3 separate regions of the Homo sapiens genome follow, and regions 2 and 3 are each linked to region 1. A link is an interaction called in ENCODE POLR2A ChIA-PET data of the cell type or tissue named here. Cell type or tissue: HepG2. All regions are shown on one strand. Links, peaks and the distances in the headings refer to the core of each region. The heading gives the core; the rest is flanking DNA. Region 1 overlaps EARS2 (glutamyl-tRNA synthetase 2, mitochondrial). Region 2 overlaps ARHGAP17 (Rho GTPase activating protein 17). Region 3 holds the start of COG7 (component of oligomeric golgi complex 7).

Evidence for each region. Peaks named below come from ENCODE experiments on the same cell type or tissue, not always from the same donor. Only the 100,000 strongest peaks of a DNase experiment are listed, where the experiment ranks them.
Region 2: POLR2A ChIA-PET joins it to region 1 with 6 read pairs; 1 of 35 experiments calls an interaction of 5 or more read pairs at or near these places.
Region 3: POLR2A ChIA-PET joins it to region 1 with 7 read pairs; 5 of 35 experiments call an interaction of 5 or more read pairs at or near these places.

What each region holds. Positions count from the first base shown.
Region 1 is chr16:23,537,424-23,547,490 of GRCh38, forward strand. EARS2 (glutamyl-tRNA synthetase 2, mitochondrial) reads right to left here. Exons shown (of 9, transcript NM_001083614.2): 3 at 7,091-7,280. It also overlaps the pseudogene SUB1P4. Among named protein-coding and RNA genes, the nearest start is that of EARS2, 15 kb to the right of the region's middle. RefSeq lists enhancers at 583-1,084, 1,085-1,584, 1,185-1,479. In HepG2, for the core only: no CTCF peak of the experiment used is centred there; DNase peaks (open chromatin) are centred at 1,388 and 3,068.
Region 2 is chr16:24,990,070-25,000,136 of GRCh38, forward strand. All of the region lies in intron 1 of ARHGAP17 (Rho GTPase activating protein 17), which reads right to left. Among named protein-coding and RNA genes, the nearest start is that of ARHGAP17, 20 kb to the right of the region's middle. In HepG2, for the core only: a CTCF peak has its summit at 5,583; DNase peaks (open chromatin) are centred at 4,019 and 4,412; H3K4me3 peaks cover 589 bases.
Region 3 is chr16:23,450,753-23,459,714 of GRCh38, forward strand. COG7 (component of oligomeric golgi complex 7) reads right to left here and starts at 2,437. Exons shown (of 17, transcript NM_153603.4): 1 at 2,074-2,437. The coding sequence starts at 2,242. LOC124903667 (a long non-coding RNA gene) reads left to right here and starts at 1,991. Exons shown (of 2, transcript XR_007065030.1): 1 at 1,991-2,513; 2 at 4,718-5,037. RefSeq lists enhancers at 2,097-2,426, 2,717-2,766. In HepG2, for the core only: no CTCF peak of the experiment used is centred there; DNase peaks (open chromatin) are centred at 1,979 and 2,469; H3K4me3 peaks cover 2,436 bases.

The DNA of each region.
Region 1 (10,067 bases), core at 1,305-5,304:
CTTAGTGTTTGGGATGTTAAAGGGGAAGTGCTAATTGATGGTATTAGAGATTATTGGATGGATCTCAAAGGTTAAATAAAACCAGGAAGAAAAGGTATTTCTTTAAATCCACAGCAATGGGGCCAGCTGAAGAAACATTCATTCATTCATTCATTTACTGAGACAGGGGACAAGGTCTCACTCTCGTTGATCAGGCTGGAATGCAGTGGTGCAATCATGGCTCACTGCAGTCTTGACTTCCTGGGCTCATGTGATTCTCTCATCTCAGCCTCCCGAGCAGCTAGGACTACAGGTATGCACGACTATACCCAGCTAATTTTTTGTATTTTTAGTAGAGACAGGGTTTCTTTCTTTTCTTTTCTTTTTCTTTCTTTTTTTTTTTTTTTGAGTCAGGGTCTCACTCTGTCACCCAGGCTGGAGTACAGTAGAGTGATCACAGCTCACTGCAGCCTAGACATTCCCAAGGGTAAAGTGATTCTCCCACCTCAGCCTCCCAAGTAGCTGGGACTACAGGCGTGCACCACCATGCCTGGCTAATTTTTGTATTTTTTTTAGTAGAAATGGGGGCTCACCATGTTGCGAAGGCTGGGCTCTAGCAATCTGCCCACCTTGGCCTCCCAAAGTGCTGGGATTACAGGCATGAGCCACCGCACCTAGCTGGAACAGATATTCTAATCGATACATTGATGATGCAGTAAGAAAACTGTAAAGTCTGAGCCATACAAAACCTACACTATCCTAGTTGGGTTTTTTTGTTTTTTGTTTTGAGATGGAGTCTCGCTCTGTCACCCAGGCTGGAGTGCAGCGGCGTGATCTTGGCTCACTGTAGCCTCTGCCTCCCAGGCTCCCAAGTAGCTGGGATTACAGGTGCACGCCACCATGCCCAGCTAATTTCAGCAGAGATGGGGTTTCACCACGTTGGCCAAGCTGGTCTCGAATTCCTGACCTCAGGTGATCTGCCTACCTCAGCCTCCCAAAGTGCTGGGATTACAGGCGTGAGCCACCGTGCCTGGCTTCTAGTTGTATTAATCTGTCTTTTTACATTGGCTTCTGTTTTCTAAATGTTGTTCTCCAAGCTGTCATATGTTTGGATTACAGAACAACTTGTAAGATGAATACTTGTTTTAAATGTGCATTATTGAATATGTTCTGTCCAAGTGCGGTGGCTCACTCCTGTAATCCCAGCATTTCGGGAGGACAAGGCAGGAGAACTGCTTGAGCCCAGGAGTTCAAAACCAACCTGGGTAACGAGACCTTGTCTCTACTAGAAATTTAAGAAAAAAAAAGAATTAGCCGGGCATGGTGGGTACATGTGTGTAGTTCCACCCACTTGGGAGACTGAAGCAGGATTGCTTGAGCCCAGGAAGTCAAGGCTGTGGTGAGTCATGATTGCATCGCTCCAGCCTGGGTGACACAGCAAGACCCTGTCTGGAAAAAAAAGTCCTAAGGGAAGCTAACTGTCAGCTTTATTAAGAAGGATTGCTTTGTACCTACCACCTAATGTAAAATAAAACCAAGTAATACATTCTCAACAGTTATGGCCCCCCTCCTTTTTTTTTTTTTTTTTTTTTTGAGACAGGGTCTCATTCTGTCTCCCAGGCTGGAGTGCAGTGGCACAATCTCAGCTCACTGCAACCTCCATCTCCCTAGTTCAGCTGATTCTCCTGCCTCAGCCTCCTAAGTAGCTGAGATTATGGGCACACACCACCAAGCCCAGCTAATTTTTGTACTTTAATATAGATAGGGTTTCACCACGTTGCCCAGGCTGCAGTTGTGTCCTTTTTTTGCTCATAAGAGCTAGTACTGTTTAAGGCCCAAAGTAATAGTTTTTACAGATCTTTTAGTTTCAACTAAGCTTTTACAATAGAAAGGACTTGTATTGCATTGAGTTTATAAACTTTTGGTTTGTGAAATCCATACTTGATCTGTTCTTTTCCAACCAAATGTCTAGGCTTGACTTTTCCACCCCAATGACATTTCACTTTATTAAATATTAGCAGATATACTTTGATAACCAACACAGCTTGTATGAAAACTGAGCAAGTGTCCATCATGACCCATAGGGTTCTGGGTAGTTGTTACCTTACTGTTTAGTCCACAAAAAATAACGACTTAGATAAGCTGTCTGATTTGCTTTCGCTTATTAAACACGTTCACCATGAGATGATGTGTGTAACATCAGATACCGTTAAATTAGACTAGGATTTAATACAAATCCTGAAAGCTTAAAATAAATAAATAAATAAATGGCTGCAAGGATTCCACAACAGGGCATGACTATAATTTAACAAAAAAAAAAAATCTGTTGGCCAGGCATGGTGGCTCATGCCTATAATCCCAGCACTTTGGGAAGCTGAGGTGGGAAGATCGCTTGAGTTTCATACCAGCCTGGGCAAAATAGGGGAATTCCATCTCTACAAAAATTTAAAAACTAGCTGTGTGCCAGCCGGGCATGATGGCTCACACCTATAATCCCAGCACTTTGGGAGGCTGAGGTGGGTGGATCTCCTATGCTCAGGAGTTTGAGACCAGCCTAGGCAACACGGAGAAACCCCGTCTCTACCAAAAAATACAAAAAAAATTTGCCGGGCATGGCGGCACACACCTGTGGTTCCAGCTGTTTGGGAGGCTGAGATGAGAGGACTGCTTGAGCCCAGGAGGCAGAAGTTGCCTTGAGCCAATATCACACCACTGCACTCCAATCTGGGTGACAGAGTGAGACCCCATCTCAAAACAAAACAAAACATAACACTCTGTGTGTGGTGGTACATGGCTGTGGTCACAGCTACTTGAGAGGCTGAGGATGTAGGATTGCTTGAACCCAGGAGATTCAAGGCTGCAATGAGCTGTGATCATGCTACTGCACTCCAGCCTGGGTCACAGAATGAGATGAGAAAAAAAATATTCTGTCAAGAGACAAATACATTGTTTATAATAAAAAGGCAATGTCACCGTAAACGTCATGACCTTGGCCAAACAGCTGAGCCCTTGACCAAATAGTTCACTGGAACTGCAATGTAAATGTTACAATGCTATTGCAGATGGGAGTGTAAACAAGTAAAGGGCCAGCCACTTGGCAGTATCCATCAAAGCTACAACTCGACTCTGCAATTCCACCTCTAGGAAGGTATTCAGCAAACATACTGCACAAGTGCAAAATGACATATGTCAACATTAGTCATCACAGCTCTCTTCTTTTATAACCAAATATTAGAAATAACATAAAGGTTTGGGCTGAGCGCAGTGGCTCATGCCAGTAGTCCTAGCACTTTGGGAGGCCGAGGCAGGTGGATTGCCTGAGCTCGTCCTAGCACTTTGGGAGGCCGAGGCAGGTGGATTGCCTGAGCTCAAGAGTTCAAGACCAGCCTGGGTAACACGGTGAAACCCCGTCTCTACTAAAATATAAAAGAAAATTAAATTAGCCAAGTGTGGTGGCATGCACCTCTAGTCCCAGCTCCTCAGGAGGCTGAGACAGGAGAATTGCTTGTATCCAGGAAGTGGAGGTTGCAGTGAGCCAAGATCACACCACTGCACACCAGCCTGGGCAACAGAGCAAGACTCCGTCTCCAAAAAATAAATAAATAAATAAATAACATAAAGGTTTATTAAGGCCGAGTGTCGTAGCTCATGCCTGTAATCCCAGCACTTTGGGAGGCCACTTGAGGATCACTTGGGCAGATCACTTGAGGTCAGGAGTTTGAGACCAGCCTGACCAACATGGTGAAACCCCATCTCTACCAAAAAAATACAAAAATTAGCAGGGTGTGGTGGCGGGCACCTGTAATCCCAGCTACTCGGGAGGCTGAGGCCAGAGAATCACTTGAACCTGGGAGATGGAGATTGCAGTGAGCCAAGATCTTGCCACTGCACTCCAGCCTGGGGAATAGAGCAAGACTCCATTTCTAAAATAACACAACATAACATAAAACAAAACAAAACAAAACAAAAATAAATGTTTGTTAAGACGAAACTGATTAAGTAAATGAAGTTATATCCACAAATGGAATATTATGCATTATTATGGACTGATATCTGATCCTCAAGATGGTAAGCGGACATGGTAAATTGCACCACATAGCATGTACATAGTACATTGCATGCTACCATGTGAATAAGGAAAAAGAGAAAATAATATGTACTTATAGGTATATGTACTGAATGTCTCTGGAGGAGACATAAGAAAATTTTAACACTGGTTATCTCTGGAGAGCAGAATTGAGTGGCCAGAGTCAAGATTGGAAGAGAGTTCTTTCAATATATATCTTTGTGGATCTTCTTTTTTTTTTTTTTGAGACAGTCTCCCTCTGTCACCCAGGCTGGAGTACAATGGCACAATCTCAGCTCACTGCAACCTCCACCTTCTGGGTTCATGCGATTCTAGTGCCTCAACCTCCCAGGTAGCTAGGATTACAGGCGTGCACCACCAAGCTCAGCTAATTTTTTTTTTTTTTTGGAGATGGAGTCTTGCTCTGTTGCCCAGGCTGGAGTACAATGGCATGATCTCAGCTCACTGCAACCTTCGCCTCCCAGGTTCAAATTATTCTCCCGCCTCAGCCTCCCAAGTAGCTGGGATTATAGGCACCCGCCATCATGCCCAGCTAATTTTTGTATTTTTGTAGAGATGGGGTTTCACCATATTGGCCAGGCTGGTCTTGAACTCCTGACCTCAGGTGATCTGCCCACCTCGGCTTCCCAACGTACGGGGATTACAGGCATGAGCCACCACTCCAGGCCTAATTTTTGTATTTTTAGTAAAGATGGGGTTTCACCATGTTGGCCAGGCTGGTCTCGAACTTCTGACCTCAAGTGATCTGCCCACCTCCGCCCTCCCAAAGTGCTGGAATTACAGACGTGAGCCACCATACTTGGCCCTTTGTGGACCTTTCATTTTTCTTTTTTTTTTTTTTTTTTTTTGAGACAGTGTCGCTCTATCGCCCAGGCTGGAGTGCAGTGGTGCAGTCTTGGCTCACTGCAACCTCCACTTCCTGGGTTCAAATGATTCTCCTGCCTCAGCCTCCCGAGCAGCTGGGACTACATGCGCACCACCACGCCCAGCTAATTTTTGTATTTTTAGCAGAGACGGGGTTTCACCACATTGGCCAGGCTGGTCCTGAACTCTTGACCTCGTGATCCACCCACCTCAGCCTCCCAAAGTGCTGGGATTACAGGCGTGAGCCACCACGTCCGGCCTGTGGACCTTGCTCATTAAAAATAACAAATAATTAAAATTACTTTACACATTACTTTCTGAGACCAAATCTTGGCTTCTAACATAGCCCCAGTCATTCTCGCCTTCTGGTGTTTCTGTCCTTGTGTAGTCCCCTCCCCTTGAGTGTGGGCTGGGCCTAGTGACTTTTGTCTAATGAACAAAAATAATGCCAAATATGCCTAATCTGAAATGCTCCAATGGTCCAGGTGCAGTGGTTCACGCCTGTAATCCCAGCACTTTGGGAGGCTGAGGTGGGAAGATTGTTCGAGTTCAGGAGTTTGAGAACAGCCTGGGCAACATGGCGAAACCCTCTCTCTATTAAAAACACAAAAATTAGCCAGGTGTGGTGGCATGTGCCTGTAGTCCCAGCTACACAGGAGGCTGAGGCACGAGAATCCCTTGAACCCGGGAGGTGGAGACTGCAGTAAGCTGAGATTGCACCACTGCACTCTAGCCTGGGTAGCAGAGCAAGACTCTGTCTCACCAAAAAAAAAAAAAAAAAAAAGTCAGGTGCAGTGGCTCACATCTATAATCCCAGCACTTTAGGAGGCCAAGGTGGGAGGATTGCTTGAGGCCAGGAGTTCAAGACCAGCCTGGGCAACATAGTGAGATCCCCATCTTTATGAAAAGTTTAAAAAAAAAAATTAGCCAGGAGTACAGTCCTAGTTACTTGGGAGGCTGAGATGGGGGCACTGCGTGAGTCCAGGAGTTGGAGGCTGCAGTGAGCCAACATCACACCATTGCACTCCAGCCTGGGTGACAAAGTAAGACCCTGACTCTATGAAAAAAAACAACAACAACAACAACAAAAAAAAAACCAAAAAACCTGATCTGGCTGGGCACGGTGGTTTACGCCTATAATCCTAACACTTTGGGAATCTGAGAAAGGTGGATCACCTGAGGTTGGCCTGGCCAACACAGTGACACCCGTCTCTACTAAAAATACAAAAATTAAATGGGTGTGGTGGCGGGCACCTGTAGTCCCAGCTACCCAGGAGGCTGAGGCAGGATAACTGCTTGAACCCAGGAGGCAGAGGTTGCAGTGAGCCAAGATTGCACCACTGCGCTCCAGCCTGGGCGACAGAGTGAGACTGTCTCAAAAAAAAAAAAAAAAAGCCACAACTGATCTGACATTTGAAACCTTTTGAGTGCTGACATGATGCCATAAGTGGAAAATACAACACCCAAACACATGTGACAGGCTACAGTCAAAATAGTCAAAACTTTGTTTCGTGCACAAAATTATTTAAAATATTGCATAAAATCACCTCCAGCCTATGTGTATAAGGCGTACATGAAACATAAATGAATCTCATGTTTAGACTTGGGTCCCACCCCCAAGATATCTCATTATATATATGCAGATATTTCAATATGCAAAAAATCTGAAATCCAAAACACTTCTGGTCCCAAGCGTTCCAGAGAAGGAATACATAGCCTATAAAACAAAAGTGGTGAGAAGTTGCTTCCACAACTAGGTAGACTCCAGCTCGTACGTGCTCACTCTCTCCTTGGCTGGCTTTGAGAAATGCTGGCTGCCACGCTGTAAGCTGCTCTATGGAGAGGCTCGCATGGCAAAGAACTGATGTCTCCAGGCAACAGCTAGCAAGGACCTGAGGTTGGCCAATAGCCTTCTGAGAGGAGATGGAAGTAGATCTTCCCCAAGCTAAGCTTTAAGAGAACTCCAGGACTGGCTAGGACCTGTAGTTGCTTGTGGCTTTGAGAGAATCCCTGAGCCAAAGAAACAGGTGAGGCCACGCTCAGATGCCTGACCCACAGAAACTGAGAGGTAATACATGTTTAGGGGAATTTCTTACGCAGCACAAGGTAACAAACACACCCAATGTTGATGAGGCATCTGCAACAAGCTGAGGTTCTTACCGGGGCGTCTGGTGGTTCCGCAAGGCCTCCTTCTTCAGGAGCTCCAGCCGCTGGGGTGAGCAGAAACAGGGGTAAGCAGCTCCGGTCTTCAGCAGCGCTTCTGTGGCCTGGGCATACAGCTCCAACCGCTGAGATTGCTGGTAGGGCCCAGCAGGACCGCCCCGGCGGGGGCTCTCATCAGGCGGGATGCCTGGAACACAGGGAATAATGACAGCTAAGGTGCACACAGCGCTCGTTCTCAGGCATTGCTCTAAGCACTTTATGCACATATTAAAGCTTTAATCCTCATAACAATCCATGAGGTTGGCATTAGTACAATGTCCTCCCCGCCGCCTTTTTTTTTGAGGCAGAGTCTTGCTCTGATGTCGCCAAGGCTGGAGTGCAGTGGTGCAATCTTAGCTCACTGCAACCTCCACCTCCCAAGTTCAAGCGGTTCTCCTGCCTCAGCCTCCCGAATAGCTGGGATTACAAGCATGTGCCACCTCACCCAGCTAATTTTTGTATTTTTAGTAGAGACAGCGTTTCACCATGTTGGCCAGGCTGGTCTTGAACTCCCGACCTCAGGTGATCCACCTGCCTCGGCCTCTCAAAGTGCTGGGATTACAGGCGTGAGCCACTGCACCCGGCCCAATGTCCCTTTTAGAGATGAAAAGTTAAAACACAGAGAGGTGAAGCACTCAAAGTCGCATGGGCTCATGGACTAAGGAGCAAACGGAGGTGTACGGGCTCCAAAGTCCACATCCCTAATTGTATGTCCTCTCAATCCCTGATGGGATTCCCTGGAGAGGGAGAAACAAGCCCAGGCCTGGGAACAGCTGACTTAGGAGAAAAAAGCATGGTTCAGAGAACAGCCCATCAGGCCCTGGTGGGACTCATGGCTCTGCCACTTAGTAGCTGTGACAAGGGATCCTGAGGTGCTACCAACGTGTGAGCACCAGGGTGCTGAGTGCCATAAAAGACACTTTTCCCTGAAGCCTCAAACCCACCCTACCAGGTAGGTGCGGTTATTCCCCCACTCTGTGAGGACACTGAGGCACAGAGATGCTTTGTCACCTGGCCGAGTAGAAGGGGCACGATCAGCTTCAAACCCAGACTAATGGGCACCGGAGCCGATATTCTTAACCACTCATTACACTGCTGTTTGTGTTACTTAGCCTTTCTTTTTCTAAGAGATGGGGTCTCACTCTATCACCCAGCTGGAGTGCAGTGGTGTGATCATAGCACACTGCAGCCTCGAACTTCCGGGCTCAAGCCACCCTCCTGCCTCAACCTCCCGAGTAGCTAGAACTACAGGTGCACATCACCACATCTGGCTATTTTTTTAGTAGAGAGCGAGTCTTGCTGTGTCACTCAGGCTAGGGTGCAGTAGTGCAATCATAGCTCACTACAGTCTCCAATTTCTAGGCTCAAGTGATCCTCCCACCTCAGCCTCTCGAGTAGCTGGGATTATAGGAATGTGCCACCATGCCCAGCTAGACTTAATCTTTCTAAGCCTCAGTTTCCTCTTTTGAAAAGTGGAGCTAGCAGCCTCCTGTGCAGAGGGAATTGTGAGAACAAATGTGTCAGTGCTTATAAGCACTTAGCCCAGTGGTGTATATTTAGGACAGTTTCAATATATGCTATAGAATAGATTAAATATGATCTACTGTAAGCCAAACCCCAAACCCAAAGTCCAATTCCCTCCGATTACATAGGATAAATTTCATTATGAATGCTTTCAGGAGAGGGCACAGGGACACAAGAACTGGAAGATGGTGTTTCTGCCCTCAAAGAGCTTTCAAAGGAATTGGGAAGATAAGGACATTGTTCACCTTGCTACCCTCAATGCTAACACAAACTGAGCTGAGTGGGCCTGGGTTCAAACGTACCAGCCAGCTCAGAGATCTTGGGCAAGTCATCTTTCTGGGCTCTGGGTTCTCATCTGTCAAAGAAGGAAACAAGTAGTAACTTTCTCATGAGGATCATCATGAGACTAGAGTAAGATGATCTAAGTAAAGTACTCATCAAGTGGCCTGTGACCGGTGCTCTCTATGCTTTGGTATTTATGTATTTATTTATTTGAGACAGGGTCTCACTCTGTTGCCCAGGTTGGAGTGCAGTGGCACGTTCTCGGCTAATTGAAGCCTCAACCTCTCAGGCTCAAGTGATCCTCCCACCTCAGCCTCCCAAGTAGCTGAGACTACAGGTACATGCCACCAGGCCTGGCTAACTTTTTTTAAGTTTTCTATAGAGACAAGGTCTGCCTATGTTGCCCAGGCTGGTCTCAAACTCCTGGGCTCAAGTGATCCTCTTGCCTCGGCTTCCCAGTGTTGGGATTATAGGCGTGAGCCATGGCACCCAGCCATCTGTGATTATCAGTGTTACTTGGCTCCCTCTCATGGGACCTCCATTTCTTCATTTGTCAGAAAGGAGGGCTAAATCGGGTAAATTTGGGGGGATCCCTTCCTGATCTAATGCTAAACAAGTCTCTTTAATGTGGTATCTTGGAATGCCCCAGGGTTTAAGAGGGACTCCCCTAGGAGAACTGAAAACATGTTAACTTAAACTCTGGCATGTAAATGTTCATAGAGTTTTATTGGACAGCCAAAAACCAGAGTAACTAAAATGCTCATTCACTAGTGATGAATAAACAAAATGTGGTATAACCATATGATGAATATTATTTGGCTATAAAAAGGAATGAAGCATGATAGCCCACAGATGCGCTTATGGTAAGTGAAGGAAGCCAGTCACAGAAGGCCATATATTATATGATCTCATTCATATGAAACGTCCAGAAGAGGCAAATCCATGGAGGCAGAAAGAGATCAGTAGTTGCCAGGTGGTAGGAGAGGGTAGAATGGAAAACAACTGCTAATAAGGAAGAGTTTCTTTTAGGGGTGATGGAAATGTTCTGGAATTAGTGGTGACGGTTGCGCAACACAGTAAATATATTGAAAACCACTGAATTGTACACTTTGATATGGTAAATTTCATA
Region 2 (10,067 bases), core at 2,201-6,200, 1.5 Mb after region 1:
GATTTGATCATTACACATTGTAAACATATCAGAATATCACTCTATATCCCATAAATATGTACAAACATTGCAGCCAACTAAAGATAAAAGGGGAAAATGGGTAAATTTTATGATCTATAAAATATATCTCATAGGTTGGGCACAGTGGCTCATGCCTGTAATCCCGGCACTCTGGGAGGCCAAAGTGGGAGAATCACCTGAGTCCAGGAGTTCAAGACCAGCCTGGGCAAGACAGGGACACCTCCATCTATACAAAAAATAAAAAACTTAGCCAGGCATGGTGGTGCACACCTGTAGTCCCAGCTACTCAGAAGGTTGAAGTGGGAGGATTGTTTGAGCCCAGGAGGTCAAGACTTCAGTGAGCCACGATCGTGCCACTGCACTCCAGTCTGGGCATCAAAGCAAGATCTTGTCTCAAAAAAAAAAAAAATTAAAACAATTAGCTGGGCATGGTGGTGAGCACTTGTAGTCCAGCTACTTAGGAAGCTTAGGTAGGAGGGTCATTTGAGCCTGGGAAGTGGAGACTGCAGTGAGCCAAGATCACACCACTGCACTCCAGCCTGGGCAACAGAGTGAGACCATGTCCCCCACAAAAACACAAATACACACACACCCCTCATAAGGTTGTCAAAAATAATAATACTGATGCCTGGACCCCAACCTAAAACAAATGAATTAGAACCTCTGGAGGTGGGGCTTGGCTTTTTTTTTTTTTTTTTAGCTCCCCAGGCAATTCCCAAGCAAAGAGAACACTGAGAACTGCTGCAAGGAGAAGGTTCAGGTAGCAACAGCTGGCAGGTGGCAGAACGAGCAGCAGGACAGACTAGAAGGGTAGCAGCCATAATGCACTGCAGCACCATAGTCTCCAGGGTCCCTGTGTCCTAGGCCATAAACACATTTCAGAAGGAGCTGATGTGCATGATTCACAACTGGCTTTACGCTGCGGCCTTCACAGACAGAGTAAACTCAGTTGTAAAAAACAGAGTGATACCCAATTCTAAGTTTCACTCTCAGCAAAGGATAAGAATGTAGGATACAGTCAGAACTAAGAGTTAGGGCTCTGGAGTCAAACATACCAGACTTTGAAACCCAAGGCTAGACGTTCACATGTGCACCTTACTAAGAAACATTTCCTCCACTGTGAAATAGGAATAATTATAACCATAAAATTATAATAATGATACCACCACCATAGTGGTTGTTTAGGAACACCATCTCATGTACTTCATTTAACGTGTTTCGTGGCACCTAGTGAGGGTTCATGGAGTGTTAGCTGTTCTGAGAATTACAACAAATAATAACAACCTTCAGATAAATCCCAAGTCTTATCTAAGAATGACCTTTCCAAATTTATCAAGCTGTTCTAGCTTCTCTCTGGAAGAAGTCACAGTCGAGCCTGGACCACACAAAAACAAAAAGCTAGTCAGAGTTAGAGCAGGAGTAGCGCAGGACGTTCAATTAAAACAAAGGGTTGGTTGTGACAACACCGTGTGGGATGGCACCAAAGAGAATCACAGGCAAACAATAAACAGAAACTCAGGGACAGAGTACGTGGAGAGTTAGTAAACCCTGCATCAGAAGCTAACATCTTAAGCTGCTGGGCTTCCCACCACTGCTAAGGAAGCTATAGAAACACCTGCACCAGCAGATCTCAGCTGAGCATGCATTCACAGAGAAGCAAAAGCAAGTCTCCAAGTATAAACCATCCATCCGAGGATGGACTTACTTCAAGAGCCTCAGATTTTAGATATTTGTTCATTCAGACGGTATTTACGGAGTTCCCACTAAATGTCAGGAACTGAGAAAGAAAAAAGGAGACAGAAATGATACAGTCCCCACCCTTGAGGAGCTCATGAGAAAAAAAGGTCTCATCCTTAATGAAAACACTTTGGGGGCACAGATAGAAGAGTGATTAACTGTGTGGCCAGGAAAGCAGGGAAACAGTCCAAGTGGACCTCAGATAAGTCAGGCATGGGGAGAAAAGGTTTGGGGAGGAGTGTGTACATAGTAGGGTACAGAACAGGAGGTGGAGATGTGGCTGCAGAGAAAGGCTTTGCCTGCCATGGAACTCGGGGGCAACAGGGAGCCACTGATGGTTTTTCAGTAATGGAATGGCAACAGGTTTGAGTTTCAGAATGAAAAGTAGAATAGCAGGATGGAAGTAGGAACTCCTGGAGCCCTCTGTGGATATCTAGACGAGAGACAAGAACACAGACCCAGAGCCCAAATAGTCATCCTGGCCAATGACACATAGCTATTTTTTCTTTTTCTTTTTCTTTTTTTTGGAGACAGAGTCTTGCTCTGTCACCAGGCTGGAGTGCAGTGGCACAATCTTGACTCACTGCAACCTCCACCTCCCAGGTTCAAGAGATTCTTGTGCCTCAGCCTCCCGAGTAGCTGGGACTACAGGCGCACGCCACCATGACCGGCTAATTTTTGTATTTTTAGTAGAGATGGGGTTTCACCATGTTGGCCAGGATGGTCTCGATCTCCTGACCTCATGATCCGCCCACCTCGGCCTCCCAAAGTGTTGGGATTACAGGCGTGAGCCACCGTGCCTGGCCCAACACATAGCTATTTTAACAGAAAGAGTACAGTAGAATCTGACTATAAACTACCAACTTGAAAAAAGTACAAGAAAAATTCATAAATACAGTACTCCTGTTCAAGAAAGTAATCAAACATAGAAACTGGAATTGGTGGATCATAACATGTAATCAAAAAAGTTTCTGTTACCGTTTATTTATTTTTTAGAGATGGGGTCTGTCACCCAGACTGTGGAAAGCAATGGTGCGATCGTAACTTATTTTAGCCTCCAACTCCTGGGCTCAGCAATCCTCCTGTCTCAGCCTCCCAAGTAGCTGAGACTACAGGCATACACCACCACACTCATCTAATTTTTGTATTTTTTTGTACAGACAGGTTCTCGCTATGTTGTCCACACTGGTTTCAAACTCCTCGCCGCAAGTGATCCTCCTGCCTCAGTTAAAATCCTTTTTTTGGAGACAAGGTCTAAAATCTTAACGTGCTGGCATTGTAGGCATGAGCCACTGTGCCCAGCCAAAAGAGTTTCTTAACACCAAATTTCCAATACTAAAATTTAAAAAAAAATTAATAGTAATATTTTGCATTTATACATTATTTTCTGTTATGAAAGCACTTTTACCTATATTATTTCATTATAATAGGTTGGTGCAAAAGTAATTGTGGCTTTTCCCATTAAAAGTAATGGGCAGCCGGGCATGGTGGCTCACGCCTGTAATCCCAGCACTTTGGGAGGCCGAGGTGGGCGGATCACCTAAGGTCAGGTGTTCAAAACCAGCCTGACCAACATGGTGAAACCCCATTTCTACTAAAATACAAAAAAAAATTAGCTGGGCATGGTGGTAGGCACCTGTAATCTCAGCTACTCAGGAGGCTGAGGGAGGAGAATCACTTGAACCCAGGAGGCGAAGGTTGCAGTGAGCTGAGATTGCACCACTGCACTCCAGCATGGGCAATAGAGTGAGACTCTGTCTCAAAAAAAAAAAAAAAAAGTAACGGGCAAAAACATGTACCCATACAGGGCAATTTTTATTATCCCTGTTTCGTGGGTGTGCAGGCAGACACCCATTAAGTGAATTACACAATGTGAACCAGTCTTTGAACCTTCAGAAAGAGTACCTTCGAGGCCATGGACCAAAGTTAAATTTCTCTTAAATTTGCAAGCTATGTTCTGACCCTAACTCCGCCACAAACTAACCATAGCATCTAAAAATACATCCCTTAACCTTTCTGCCCCTTACTTTATTTATATTTGCATCAACATTCTCACAGGACTTTTAAGAGACTAGAACAAAATAGCAAAGGAGGGAACATTTTGAAACCTTCCAAACTGGGCTTTGCAAACGTAGGACTGTAACTCCAAAAATGACAAATGTTGCACGGTTTAAACAGGCATCTAGTGCTGAAAATCTGAATAATGGTGGCTCCTCTGGAATTCTACAATAAACACACGTCACAGATGTGGCCCAGGAAGTTCCATGCTTAGCGTGGTGCACAAAATGAAGAAAAAATAGTCACCTGGAAAGTCAGGGCGAGGCAGTTTTTGAGGGATGATGGTAGATTCTGGGTGGGGAACACCCTAAATCTCCACTTGCCCTTTTCTAAGGTCAAAGAAAGGAGTGCCTGATGGATGAAAGGACACTGTAAATACCTTAAAACAGAAATCTGATTGCTTTTTAATGAGGTGTTTTGTCAAAAAAGCTATTCAGGATAAGTAAGCCTTAACTGAGTGGAGCTACACAGCCCATCAACAAATTCAACCACAGGCTGGTGTCATGCATACTTTGCACTAACTTTTCATTTGGTTAGTCACTGAACAAATATTTTCGGGTTCCCTTCCATGAGCCATCATGAGTAAGATAGGGCCCCTGCTCTGCCAGAGCTCAAGGACTATCAAGGAAAATAAGCCATTATACTCCAGTGCAAGGACGGTTCCAACAGGGAAGTGCAGGGTCCCTGGGAGTTGTCACTATCACCACAGCCCACATTTATTGAGCTCATATCACATGCTCAGCACTGTTCCAGGTGCTTTGCAAGAACTGAACTCTACGGGATAAGTATTATTACCCCCGTGTTACAGAGGAAGAAACTGATGCACCCAGGGAACTTAAGCGATTGCCCAGGGTTTCCCACCTAGGCTCTGAATCTCGGCAATATTACTTCAGGGACCCTGTTCTTAACCACCTAATACACACTTTACTTGTATTAACCCACCTAATCCTCAAGACAACCATGAGACTGATACCACTATTATAACCTGTATTAGTCTGTTCTCACATTGCTAATAAAGACATACCCACGTCTCTGTAATTTACAAAGGAAAGAGATTTAATTGACTCAGTTCCGCAGGGCTGGGGAGGCCTCAGGAAACTTACAATCATGGTGGAAGGGGAAGCAAACACGTCCTTCTTCAAATGGCATCAGCAAGGAGAAATGCCGAGCAAAAGGGGGAAAAGTCACTTATAAAACCATGAGATCTCATGAGAACTCACTCAGTATTACTAGAACAGCATAAGGGTAATGGCCCGATAATTAAATTACCTCCCATGGGATCCCTTCCACGACACGTGGGGATTATGGGAACTACAATTCAAGATGAGATTTGAGTGGGGACACAGCCAAACCATGTCATACCCATTTTAGAGATTTAGAAACCTAGGCACAGAGAAGCACATTAAATTGTTGCGGGTTACAGACATGACAGGAGGGGCCTGAATGCAGACCTGGGATATCAGAAAGATATCCTGAAACTGGTGATGGCTTCTGAGACCTACTGGATGAGTTGGAAACCCAGAGGCTGGATAGTACAAGAGCACCCAGGTCAGGGAGAAGAGAGGGAAGAGAGAGCAGGGAGGAGCAGAGGCAGGTGACATGGCTGGGGGAGAACCCCACCCCATTTAAGCTCAGGTACACGGGATCTGCTGAAGATTGTGAGCAAACTTATTTGCTGAATACATAAGTGACTAAATGAAAGTTTTCAGTATCTGGGCCTTGTACTGAGTAGGAGCCAGCGGCAATCCACCACCAGGGTGGGCAGGAGAGCCAAGGGCCAGCCCAATTCTAGGCCATCAGGTGTGCGAACCAAACTGAAGGACTGCGGAAAACACGGAAAGGAACTCTGCCGGACTCTGGGCCTTCAAATGAGTACCAGGCAGCAAATGTAAAAAAAAAAATCTTCAGAAAGGCTGTTACATGCATTTAAACAAAGGAAAACCAGGCTTGGACAATGAACCAACAAATAAAACTGCACTCACTTTACTTCTCTATAGACCAACTTTTTCTTCTCTTTTTTTTAAGAGACCAAGGGCTTTGCTATGTGGTCCAGGTTCACTTCAAACTCTTGGGCTCAAGCAATCCTCCCGCCTCAACCTCTCCAGTATCTGGGACTACAGGTGCAAGCCACCTACTTCTTCATAAGTACACCAGGGATTTCAGCACAATGGTTTTTAACTTCTAAGACTTAAAAAAAATTCCCAACATTTCAGTGAATTTTATTTTTTTGGGGGGGGAGGGAAATAAATATGTCTTCAGTCAACCATCTTAACTAAAATGTCTCCCATAACGTCTTAAATCCCTCTCTGCACTGAAGAATCTTCCTATCATCAATAATTTCAGGAACCTACCAGTGGAGTAACAGTTAAATTTGTTGTGCCATAACATGTTATTATGATAGTTGTATTCCTAAGAATTTACCAATGCTCATATTATAAAATCAACTGATCAAATGGCAGGAGCGAGAGTCTTCTGGGGATGGAGCATTCATAAAAAAATTTCTTCAGCGTTACCAGGCAAATCTAGCATTTCATCATATCTGGACATTGCTCCAACAGGATATTGGTCTTTTGTTATCATCAGAAGCACTCTTAGTAATGAGAACATCTTATGCATGCACATCTCCTTTGCCACCCACAACTCGGAAAGCAGAACAGAAAAACACCCACTAAAGCATGTTCAGAAGGTGCCCTCCCTCTACCCCAAGCAAGGTGCTAGCTCCTTGTAGGTGGGTGAAGTGGCTAAGAGCAAATATGCAGGGAGTCAAAGCCCCGTTCACCACCTAAGAGCGGGGTAATCTCTGTGTCTCCATTTCCTTTCCCGTAAAAATGGAGATATTAAGAATATCTAATTTACAGATTGGAAAGATTGAAAGAGATAATATAAGCAAAGTGCTGATTCCTAGAAAGCTCAAAAAATTCCTGGCATGGTGGCTCACACCTGTAATCCCAGTACTTTGGAAGGCCGAGGCAGGAGGATTGCTTGAGGCCAGGAGTTGGAGACAAGCCTGGGCAACATAGGGACAACCAAAAAAAAAAAAATGGTTTTTGTTCTGTCTAGAATATGGAGAAATCATGTCACACAAGTTACTCAATCTCCCTGTGCTTCTGGTTCCCACCTATAAAAGGGATAACACTATACTGACTTCACAGGGTCTGGTGGGTATTAAACAAGTCAATACACAACTTGGACTAGCGCAAGGTGCCCAGTACACATCCAGATGCATATTCTCTGTCATTAGCACTTGGACTGGTGCAAGGCGCCCAGTACACACCCAGACACATATTCTCTGTCATTAGCACATGGACTGGTGCAAGGTGCCCAGTACACACCCAGATGCACATTCTCTATCATTATCACCTGGACTGGTGCAAGGCGCCCAGTACACACCCAGACTCATATTCTCTATCATTAGCACTTGGACTGGTGCAAGGCGCCCAGTACACACCCGGACACATATTCTGTCATTAGCACTTGGACTGGTGCAAGGCACCCAGTACACACCCAGATATATATTCTCTGTCATTAGCACTTGGACTAGTGCAAGGCACCCAGTATACACCCAGATGCGCATTCTCTATCATTATCACAATTATTTCTTTGGCAGATCCCTCTGGCTGCAGTGTGGAATATGTGAGGGAAAGATATGCTGCCGGGTAGGGAAGCCATGGAGGAGAATCTGAAGAGTCCCCAAAACACGAGATCCAAGTGAGATGGAGGACAGCCCACACTAAATAGTGGGTAGGTAGAGCAGGGCACAGAGAGCCACTGCAAAGGAGAAAGGAACAGGACTCGGTGACTTGGGGGTGGACAGGAAGTGAGGGGGAGGAGCTGAGGATGACCACCAGGTTTCTGCCTTGAGGGACTGGCTGGACAATGTGTGTTTTTCCTCACCAAAAGAGAAACACTGGGAGGATATGAAGGTACAATGAGGTCAGCTCTGGAAATGCTGGGTGAAGGGACCTGTTGAACATTCAGGTGGAGATATCCAGTTCCCTTTTTTCTAGATGGTTCTGAAGCACAGAAAAGACATCTGGTCCAGAAACGAAGAGCCTGCTGTGAGGACCAGCAGCAAACACGGATCTGGGGGAGTTCATGCAGAAGCAGACCCTGCAGAGAAGACGGAGGCTGAGGATGGAGGCCCTGGGACACAGCGGAAGGAGAACCAGGGCAGGGGACAGGATAGGAGTCCCCAGGGAGGGCAGGGAAGAAGCCAGGAGCGAGGTGCGGGTGAAGCATGGATGAGGGACTGGCTGATGATGCAAACTGGGCCCCGGGCACAGGGACGTCAGGGACAGGAAAGTGGGAGGAGAGGGTCCTGGGAAGCCAAGACGCAGAGCGTGGATGACAGAGGAAGACGCAAAGCCCCAGAAGGAAGGGGAGGGCTGAGAAAAGCCTGACCATGAGGAGCAGCCAAGAAGAAACAGGCAGCAGATGGAGGGAGGTGAAAGGTGCATGGCACAGAGGGGAGGCTGGCAAGGCAGCGCCCAGGACAGCGGCACAGGTGGCGGGGCCTTGGACAGAGGGTGGGGTCCAGGCAGGTGGGTGGTGACGGCAACCATGACCACGGGTCAACCTGGGCCTCAGACACTGGGGAAAGGTGGCCATGTCCAGTTTTCTTAGGAAATTAGGAGGCAGGTCATCCAAGGAGAGAGGGTGGGTGTCTGGGGTAGGGTGAAGTAGGTTTCAGAAAAGTGAAAGTCTGGCAAAAGCACTCAGGAAAACGGGACAGAAAACTAAGCCAAGCGCTGGACGGCAGCATTCATTCAGCCCAGCTGAGCTTGGAGGCCATGAAATGCTGGCAGCCCCACACTGCACGACTGCAGGGTCTTTCTGGGCCACGCCCCGAATCCCAGGTATGGAAGTGAAGGACCCAAAAAGAGGAATGAATCAGGCTATTATTCCGCAGAACAGGTGAAAGAAAAAGGCCAGGTAGACAGAGCCTTGGAAGTCAGTCACCCACATGCCTGACCCCATCAGAGAAGAAAGGGGACCAAGCCAGGGCGGGAGGGACTGTGTGGGAAAGAGGAGGCTGAAAGGAGGAGAGACCGCGGGCAGAGGTGGACAAGGGACCAAGGTGAAGACCTTTGAGGTGCTTCTTGAACCACAGTGGCGAATGTCTTTCTGGACAAGAGTGCCAGTGCCCACCGCCATCACAGGACACAGCCCCATCCACACTCCCGGGACAGCAACATCTCATTGTCCCAAACTCTGCCAATTTCATCAGTGAAAAGTGGAGCCTGGAAGCTTTGCATTTCTTCAATGACTTCGAATTTTTTAAAGTGGTCTCACAGATTTCCTGGTCATCGGTATTTCATCTGAGAAGTTTCTGTCTGTGATATCTGCTCATTAGAGCGGAGTTCTTAAAATTACTAGAGAGCTTTATACATTCAGTATATTCACCTCTGTAGTGGTTGCTCTCAGTTTTTTCCAATTAGTCATCGTTTTAAATTTAACTTTGATATAATAAAACAGACAGAAGTGTAGTTATTATGTGGTTAAATCTACAGGTGTTTTATTTATTTATTTATTTATTTATTTATTTTTTAGAGATGGGGTTTCACTCTGTCACCCAGGCTGGACTGCAGGGGCACAATCATGACTCACTGCAGCTCCGGCTCCTGGGCTCTAAGGATTCTTCTATCTCAGCCTCCTGAAATAGCTGGGACTACAGGGGTGTGCCACCTCACCCAGCTAATTTTTCCAAAATTCCTTTTACAGACACGGGCCTCACTATGTTAATCAGGCTGGGCTCAAACTCCTGGCCTCAAATGACCCTCCTGCCTCGCCTCCCTAACAACTGGGATACAGGTGGGAGTCGCATGTCCCACCTACAGGCTATCTTTTATTGTTCTTTCTCCACATTTTTATGCCAAAGCATGCAGTACTTTCCACAATAAGCTATATTTTCTTGTATTTATTTTGTGGTTTTATTTTTTACATGAAAGCTTTAACCCATTTGGAATGTATTTTGGCATAGAGCAGTGAAGTGAAGGCTAACCTGGCTATTTTCCCCAGTGCTGACCTGCTGTGTCACACTGTATGTCCTCACTGTCTCATGACGCCTCCCTAGCACACACCACCTTCTTAAACACAGCAGAGCTTGCTCCTGGTGGTATCAGGAGCCGTTTCTCACGTATAGGAACACAGCAGAGTGGCTGATTGGACCAAGGTCACAGACACAGCGAGTAAACAGTACAGACAGGATCTCAAGCCCTCAGACTCAAGTCCAATACACTTTTTACTACAAT
Region 3 (8,962 bases), core at 1-4,000, 88 kb before region 1:
GCCCGAGAGGTGAAGCTGCAGTGAGCACTGACCACACCACTGCACTGTAGCCTGGGTGACAAAGTGAGACCCTGTCTCAAAAAAAAAAAGAAAGAAAGAAAACAATCTGCAGTGAAATAGAGCCCCCTCCCTACCTTTTCTTAAACAATGGGCACATCTGGCCGGGCACAGTGGCTCATGCCTGTAATCCCAGCACTTTGGGAGGCCGAGGTGGGTGGATCACCTGAGGTCAGGAGTTCAAGATCAGCCTGGCCAACATCATGAAACCCCATCTCTACTAAAAATACAAAAATTAGCCAGGGGTGGGGCACGCACCTGTAATCCCAGCTACTCAGGAGGTAGAGGCAGGAGAATAACTTGAACTCAGAAGGGGGAGGTTGCAGTGAGCTGAGATGGCGCCACTGCACTCCAGCCAGGGGGAAAGAGCGAGACTTCGTCTCAAAAAAAACAAAAAAACAAACAAAAATGGGAACATCTCTTGGACTATCCACTCCCAGTGGAAGCAGTCTGTTTGGTCTTTCCATCTGAGCCTAGGAGAGAGACTTGTGTGCAGTACGTACTGAATCAACACACAGTGAATCAACACACGGTGAATAAAAGTCAAGTTGAGGAGTTACATGAAATGGTTGCCAGTGCATGTTATTTTTTATAATTTAACTTATCCTCAACAAATGGTTTAGGCCAGGCGTGGTGGCTCACACCAGTAATCCTAGGGCTTTGGGAAGCCAAGATGGGAGGATCACTTGAGGTCAGAAATTTGAGATCAACCTGGGCAACATAGTGCGACCTTGTCTCTAAAAAAAAATTTTTTTTTTTAATTAGCCAGGCATGGTGGCACATGCCTATAGTTCCAGTTACTTGGGAGGCTGAGGCGAGCGGACTGCTTGAACCCAGAGTTTGAGGCTGCAGTGAACTATGATGGTATCACTGCATTCCAGCTTGGGCAGCAGAATGAGGAATGAGACCCTGTCTCAAAAAAAAAAAAAAAAAAAAGGTTTAAGTCTCCACTGAGACCAGCCTATCTTCCTCAGCTGAAATAAAATCCACTAAAACAATGTTTTCTAGATCTGTGTCATTCTCTTATACCTATACTATAATACGTTTTTTCCAGATATATGGATCTGTTGGCTATTCTTTCATACTCTCAAAATTCACTTTTTTTTTCTTTTTACAGTTTATTGTTTGGTACAAAACAGGCTCTTTAACTCTTTGAATAAACACCTCACAGACTCGTGCTCCTAGATTACAAAAAGTCAAAGCCAATTTTCTTTGACACTGGGCTCTTGACTCTGAGATTCAAGTCACTATAACAGAAACTGGAGTTGTTTTATCTTATATTCTGGAAGGTGCCTCAACAAAGACATGTTAAGAACTGGTTAAAACTTCTAGCATTTAAAAAGATCCATCTTGTCTTCCAGTGCCTATGGATAATAATAAAAAGGGAATCCCAGAGATCTGCTATTGAATTATTTAGAGAAGAGCTACTGCAATAAGATCCACTCTTTTAAGTTCCAAAAGGAAACTTCAGGCCAGATGTGGTGGCTCACAGGTATAATCACAGTACTTTGGGAGGCCAAGACTGGAAAACCCATTATGCCCAGGAATTTGAATTTGAGACCAGCCTGGCAACACAGTGAGATCCCATCTCTACAATTTTTTTTTTAAACAGAATTTGTGGGGCGCGGTGGCTCGCGCCTGTAGTCCTAGCGACTCGAGAGGCGAGAGGATCGCTTGAGTGCAGGAGTTCGAGGCTGCAGTGAGCTATGATCGAGCCACTGTAGAGAGACCCTGTTTCAAAAGAAAAAACAAAGAGAAAGAAAGAAAAGAAAAAGGAAACTTATAGCCCAGCCAGAGGAGGAAAAACAACACCCAAAATTAGCAAGTGTTCAAGACAGCCCGGCACCCAGCTGAGACTCCCGCTGACGTGATCAGGAGTTCGGGGCTTGCTCTTTTGCCGAGGGTATTTGCTGTCCATGCGTGCCCCGCCCACCTGAGTGCCTCACGCAAGTTCGGTGACCTCTGCCCAGCCGAGAGCAGGGGAGGGTCCCGCGGCCAGGGCCCCGAGCGGCTCACCCTCCACGGCGTGGTTCACCTCTTGGATGAACAGCTGCAGCTTCATCACCAGGGTGGCTGCGTGGCCATCCGCCTTCCCGGACGCCGCCTCCTTGGAGCCGGCCCTGAAGGCCGCATTGATCCACTCCTTCACGTCGAAGTCGTCTGCCAGGAACTTGGAGAAGTCCATGGCGGAACTGCCTCAGGCCTGGCGTCCAGAACTTAAGAGTTGGCTCCGGGCGGCAACGGGGATGCAGAAGCGAGCGAGCCTGCGAGAGCACCGAGGCTAGCCTCCGAGGCGAACCCCAGAAACGCCAGGACGGGTAACTTGCCCCTTTGCGCTTCCCCGCTCAGCGCACTCAGTTTGCGGCTGGGAATGACCCTCGCCGCCCGCCGTTCTTCTTCCGGAAGTCGTTGGCCGTTACCATAGTGACTGCAGGCGTCCGGAGCGCTGAGCAGAGGTGGGTGTGGGAAAACGCCCCGGACTGAGAGCTCCCGGCACCGACAAATATCCCATGTCTGCTAACATTTGCCGAGGACTAAACTATATGCTTACTATAAAGCCCTGACATACATTAGCGCATTTACGCGGTGGCTCGCGCCTGTAATCCCAGCTCTTTAGGAAGCTGACGCGGGAGAATCGCTTGAGGCCAGGAGTTCTAGGACAGCCTGGGCAACAGTGGAGCGCAGTGGGCAGCAATGGAGTGCAATTGAACGATCTCTGCTCACTACAGCCTCAAATTCCTGGGCAATTGAACGATCTCAGCTCACTGCAGCCTCAAATTTCTGGGCTCCAGCGATCCTCCCACCTCAGCCTCCAGAGTAGCTGGGACTACAGGCGCGCGACAACACGCCCGGCTATTTCTTTCTTTTTCTTTCTTTCTTTATTTTTTTCTGAGACGGAGTCTTGCTCTGTCGCCCAGGTTGGAGCGAAGTGACGCGATCTCGGCTCACTGCAACCTCCGCCTCCCAGGTTCAAGCGAGTGTCTTGCCTCAGCCTCCCGAGTAGCTGGGATTACAGGCGCGTGCCACCACGCCCGGCTACTTTTTGTATTATTAGTAGAGATGGGGTTTCACCACGCTGGCCAGGCTGGCCTCAAACTCCCAACCTCAGGTGATCCGCCTGCCTCGGCCTCCCAAAGTGTTGGGATCACAGGCGTGAGTCACCGCGCCTGGCCTAACTAATTATTTTCTTAATGATGTGTTTTGAGGTGCAGACCTTTTAAAGTTTGTTAAGTTCCTTATCACCTTTTTTTATGGATCATGCTTTTGGTGTTGCGGCTGAGAAATCTGTGCATAACCCATAATCACAAACAATTTCTCAGCCTGGGCAACATAGGAAGACCCCGTCTCTGCAAAAAAATTAAAAATTAGCTGAGTGTGGTGGCGCACACCTGTAGTCTCAGCTACTCGAGAGGCTGGGGTGAGAGGATTGCCTGAGCCCAGGAGGTCGAGGCTGCAGTGAGCTGTGATCACGCCACTGCACTCCAGCCTGGGTGACAGAGCGAGACCCTGTCTCGAAAAGAAAAGAAGAAAAGGTAGGGGAAGGTATGAGGGTATTCTTTAGGTTCTAAGTTTTTATGTTGTTTCAAGAGTGGGACCAACCCAAGGGGGAGGACAAGATGTCATCCTTGGAAACCCTACAGGGGACAGTTTTCCAGGTTGGCCTGCCATTGGGGTATGAGTGGCTGGCTGCCATCTCCAGGCCTGATAGTCACTCGTTTTTCATTGGCATCTCCCTTGGTTTGTCTCATTCTTCTGGGTTGAGTAGGTTTTAACTGGGGTAACCCTTCTGCTAGGAGTCCCAGTTATTTGGGGGGAGGGGAGAGGAGGGAAGGAGAGAGGAGGGGAGCAATGCAGGGAGGGGAGACGAGGGGAGCAATCTGATAGTGTAAGTCCTCTTACTTTGCTCTTGTTAAAAATTTAGGCAGGACACAGTGGCTCACGCCTGTAATCCCAGCACTTTGGGAGGCCGAGGCAGGCAGATGATGAGGTCAGGAGTTTGAGACCAGCCTGACCAACATGGTCAAACCCCATCTCTACTAATAATAAAAAAATTAGCTGGGCATGGTGGCACGCGCCTGTAATCCCAGCCACTCAGGAGGCAGAGGCAGGAGAATCGCTTGAACCTAGGAGGCAGAGGTTGCAGTGAACCGAGATCCGCCACTGCACTCCAGCCTGGGCAACAGACCGAGACTCCATCCCCCCCAAAAAAAAAAAAAATCCTGCTGGGATTTTGACAGGGATTATGTTGAACTGTTGAATTGTTGGATTAATTTTAGGAGAATTGCCATCATGACAATATTGACTGTTCCAATCCATAGCATGAAACGCCTCTTCATTTATTTAGATGGGAATTTTTCAGCCTTGGCACTACTGAGCCCAGATAATTTTTAGTTATGGGGGCTGTCCTATGCATTGTAAGATATTTCGCAGCATCCCTGGCCGCTACCCATTAGGAGCAACATCCTCTCCAAGTTGTGGCAACCAAAAATCTGTCCACACAGTGCCAAGTGTTCCCTAGTAGGAATCACCCCTGGGGATTTAGATCTGATTTAGATCTTCTTTAATTTCTCTCAGCAATATTTTGTAGTTTTCATTGTATAATACAAGTCTTGCACTTATTTTGTTAAATTTATTTATTTATAAGTATTTCCTTTTCTAGGTGCAGTGGCTCATGCCTGCAATCCCAGCACTTTGGGAGGCCGAGGCAGGAGGATCACAAGGTCAGGAGTTCCATACAAGACTAGCCTGCCCAACATGGTGAAACCCCGTCTCTACTGAAAATACAAAAACAGCCTGGCGTGGTTGTGTGCACCTGTAATCCCAGCTACTCAGGAGGCTGAGGCAGGAGAACTGCTTGAACCCGGGAGGCAAAGGTTGCAGTGAACAGAGATCGGGCCACTGTTATCCAGCCTGGGTGACAGAGTGAGACTCCATCTCAAAAAATAAATAAATAAAATAAGTATTTCCTTTTAATGCTAACATGAATGGAATTTTCTTAATTTTCATAGTTTCTTGTTACAGAAAAATGATTTTGTGTGTGTGTGTGTGATGGAGTCTTGCTTTGTCACACAGGCTGGAGTACAGCAGGGCAATCTCAGCTCACTGCAACCTCCGTCTCCCAGATTCAAGCAATTCTCCTGCCTCAGCCTCCCAAGTAGCTGGGATTACAGGCATGTGTCACCACACCCAGCTAATTTTTGTAGAGACGAGGTTTTGCCATGTTGGCCAGGCTGGTCTTGAACTTCTGACTTCAGGTGATCCACCTGCCTCAGCCTCCCAAAGTGCTGGGATTACAGGCGTGAGCCACCACACTCAGCAACAATTGATTTTTATAGATTTATCTTGTACCATTTGACTGTTAAATTTGTCTTCTAGTTTGTGTGTTGGGGTGTTGGTTGGGATTTGTTTACATACAGGATCATGTCATCTGTGAATAGACACTTTTTCCTTTGCAATTTTTTTTTGGGGGGGCGGGCGCGGGGGGACGGAGTTTTGCTTTTTTTGCCCAGGCTGGAGTGCAATGGCGCAATCTCGGCTCACTGCAACCTCCGTCTCCCGGGTTCAAGCGATTCTTCTGCCTCAGCCTTCCAAGTAACTGGGATTAGAGGTGCCCACCACCACATGTGGCTAATTTTTCATATTTTTACTAAAGACGGGGTTTCACCATGTTGGCCAAGCTGGTCTCGAACTCATGACCTCAGGTGATCCACCTGCCTCTGCCTCCCAAAGTGCTGGGTTACAGGCGTGAGCCACCGCACCCGGCCAGAAGTCCCTTTCTATTCCTAGTTTGTTGAGAGTTTTTTTAGGATGTTGGATTTTGTATTTTTTTTTCTCTGCCTATTGAGATAATCATGTGGTTCTTGTCACATTCTATTCAAATGATATAGTAATTGATTTTAAGATGGCAAATGAATCTTGGGACCAGGCACAAAGTGCTGTAATCCTAACACTTTGGGAGGCCAAGGCGACGGATAGCTTGAGGTCAGGAGTTCGCGACCAGCCTGGCCCAAATAGGGTGAAACCCTGTCTTTACTAAAAATACAAAAATTAGCTGGGCATGATGGCACACACCTGTAATCCCAGCTACTCGAGAGGCTGAGGCAGGAGAATTGCTTGAACCCAGGAGGCGGAGGTTGCAGTAGGTGGAGATTGCGCCATTGCACTCCAGCCTGGGCAACAGAGCAAGACTCCACCCAAAAAAAAAAAAAAAAAAATTGTCGGTTTTAGGCCAGGTGCGGTGGCTCACACCTGTAATCACAGCACTTTGGGAGGCCGAATCACTTGAGGTCGGGAGTTCGAGACCAGCCTGGCCAACAGGGTGAAACCTCGTCTCTACTAAAAATACAAAAATTAGCCGGGCATGGTGGTGGGTGCCTGTAATCCCAGCTACTTGGGAGGCTGAGGCAGGAGAATTGCTTGAATCCAGGAGGTGGAGGTTGCAGTGAGGTGAGATTGCGCCACTGCGCTGCAGCCTGGGAGACAGAGCAAGACTTTGTCTAAAAAAAAAAAAAAAAGTCTATTGTATGTGATATTAACATAGCCACTCCAGCTTTCTTATGATTACACTTGCATGGCTAATTTTTTTAAATTTTTTTTTATTTTGTGTTTTTTTTGTAGTCCCAGCTGCTAGGGAGGCTGAGGCAGGATTGCTTGAGCCTGGGAAGCGGAGGTTGGAGGAAGCCGTGATTGTACCACTGCATTCCAGCCAGGGCAACAGAGCAAGACTCCATCTCAAAAATAATTGTCCATTTCATCCAAGTTGTATAATTTGTTGGCATAAAATTGTTCAAAGGATCCTCATATAGTCTTTTCTCATCTGTAGAATTGTGACGTCTGCCTGTTCTTTCCTGACTTTGGTAATTTTTTTTTCCCTTGGTCAGTCTGCTGAAATTTGTGAATTCTGTTGCTCTTTTAAAAGAATCAGCTGCAGGCCGGGTGCGGTGGCTCACGCCTATAATCCCAGCACTTTGGGAGGCCAATACGGGCAGATCATCTGAGGTCAGGAGTTTGAGACCAGCCTGGCCAACATGGTGAAACCCCGTCTCTACTAAAAACACAAAAATTAGCCAGCCGTGGTGGTTGGCGCCTGTAATCCCAGCTACTCAGGAGGCTGAGGCAGGATAATTGCTTGAACCTGGGAGGCAGAGATTGCAGTGAGCCGAGGTCAGGCCACTGCACTCCAGCCTGGGTGATAGAGCAAGACTGTGTCTCAAAAAAAAAAAAAAAAAAGAACCTATTTTGACTTTGTTAATTTTTTTTCTATTCAACTTTGACTTTAATTTTTTTCTATTTTTCATTTTCTATTATTGATCTCTATGCTAATCAGTTTCCTTCTTTGAATTTAGTTTGCTCTTTGGTATATTAAAGTAGAATCTTAGGTTACTGATTTTAAATACTTTATTTTCTCATATAGGCATCTAAAATTACTAATTTTTCCCTCATAGTCTAATGGCTAGGAAAAAATAAAAACAAAAAATAAAATTATAAAGCAAGACACTGTCTCTACAAAAAGTTAAAAAAAATTATCTAGCCATGGTGGTTTGCAACTGTAGTTCCAGCTACTCAAAAGCCTGAAAGGCCAGAGATCATTTGAGCCCAGGAATTTGAGGCTGCAGTGAGCTATAACAGTGCCACTGCACTCCAGCCTGGGTGACAGTGTGAGACCGTCTCTAAAAAAAATTTCCTCTGAGGCCGGCTGCGGTGGCTCACACTTGTAATCCCACCACTTTGGGAGGCCGAAGTGGTTGGATCACCTGAGGTCAGGAGTTCACGACCAGCCTGACCAATATGGTGAAACCCTGTCTCTACTAAAAATACAAAAACTAGCCGGGCGTGGTGGTGGGCACGTGTAGTCCCAGCTACTCAGGAGGCTGAGACTGGAGAATCACTTGAACCCAGGAGGCGGAGGTTGCAGTGAGCCAAGATCATGCACGCCATTGCACTCCAGCCTGAGCAACAGAGCAAGACTCTGTCTCAAAAAAAAAAAAAAAAATTTCCTCTGAAGCATTGCTCTAGCTGTAATTCATAAATTTTGATGTTTTCATTTTTGTTTGATTCTAAATGTTTTTAAATTTTTCTTGTGACTCATTTAACCCATGGGTTATTTAGAAGCATGTTGTTTAATTTCCAAATAATTGGGTATTTCTTGGATTTCCTGTTGTTGATTTCTAATTCAATTCCATGTGATTGGAAAACATACTTGGTATGATTTATATTCTTTTTTTTTTTTTTTTGAGACGAAGTCCCAGTCTGTCTCCAGGCTGGAGTGCAGTGACACGATGTTGGCTCACTGCAACCTCCACCTCCCAGGTTCAAGCGATTCTCCTGCCTCAGCCACCCAAGTAGCTGGGACTACAGGCACCTGCCACCACACCTGGCTTTTTTTTTTTTTGAGACAGAGCCTTGCTCTGTGGCCCAGGCTGGAGTGCAGTGGCACAATATCCACTCACTGCAAGCTCCGCCTCCCGGGTTCACGCCATTCTCCTGCCTCAGCCTCCCGAGTAGCTGAGACTACAGGCACCCGCCACCACACCCGGCTAATTTTTGTATTTTTAGTAGAGACGGGGTTTCACCGTGTTAGCCAGGATGGTCTCGATCTCCTGACCGCGTGATCTGCCTGCCTTGGCCTCCCGAAGTGCTGGGATTACAGGCGTGAGCCACCGCGCCCAGCCTACCCAGCTAATTTTTGAATTTTTGGTAGAGACAGGATTTCACCATGTTGGCCAGGATGGTCTCCATCTCTTGACTTTGTGATCCAGCCGCCTTGGCCTCCAAAAGTGCTGGGATTACAGGCGTGAGCCACCGCACCCGGCTGGTTTATATTCTTTTATTATTTATAGAGATGGCATCTTGCTTTGCTGTTAAGGTTGGTTTCAAAATCCCCTGCAGATTCAAGCAATCCCCT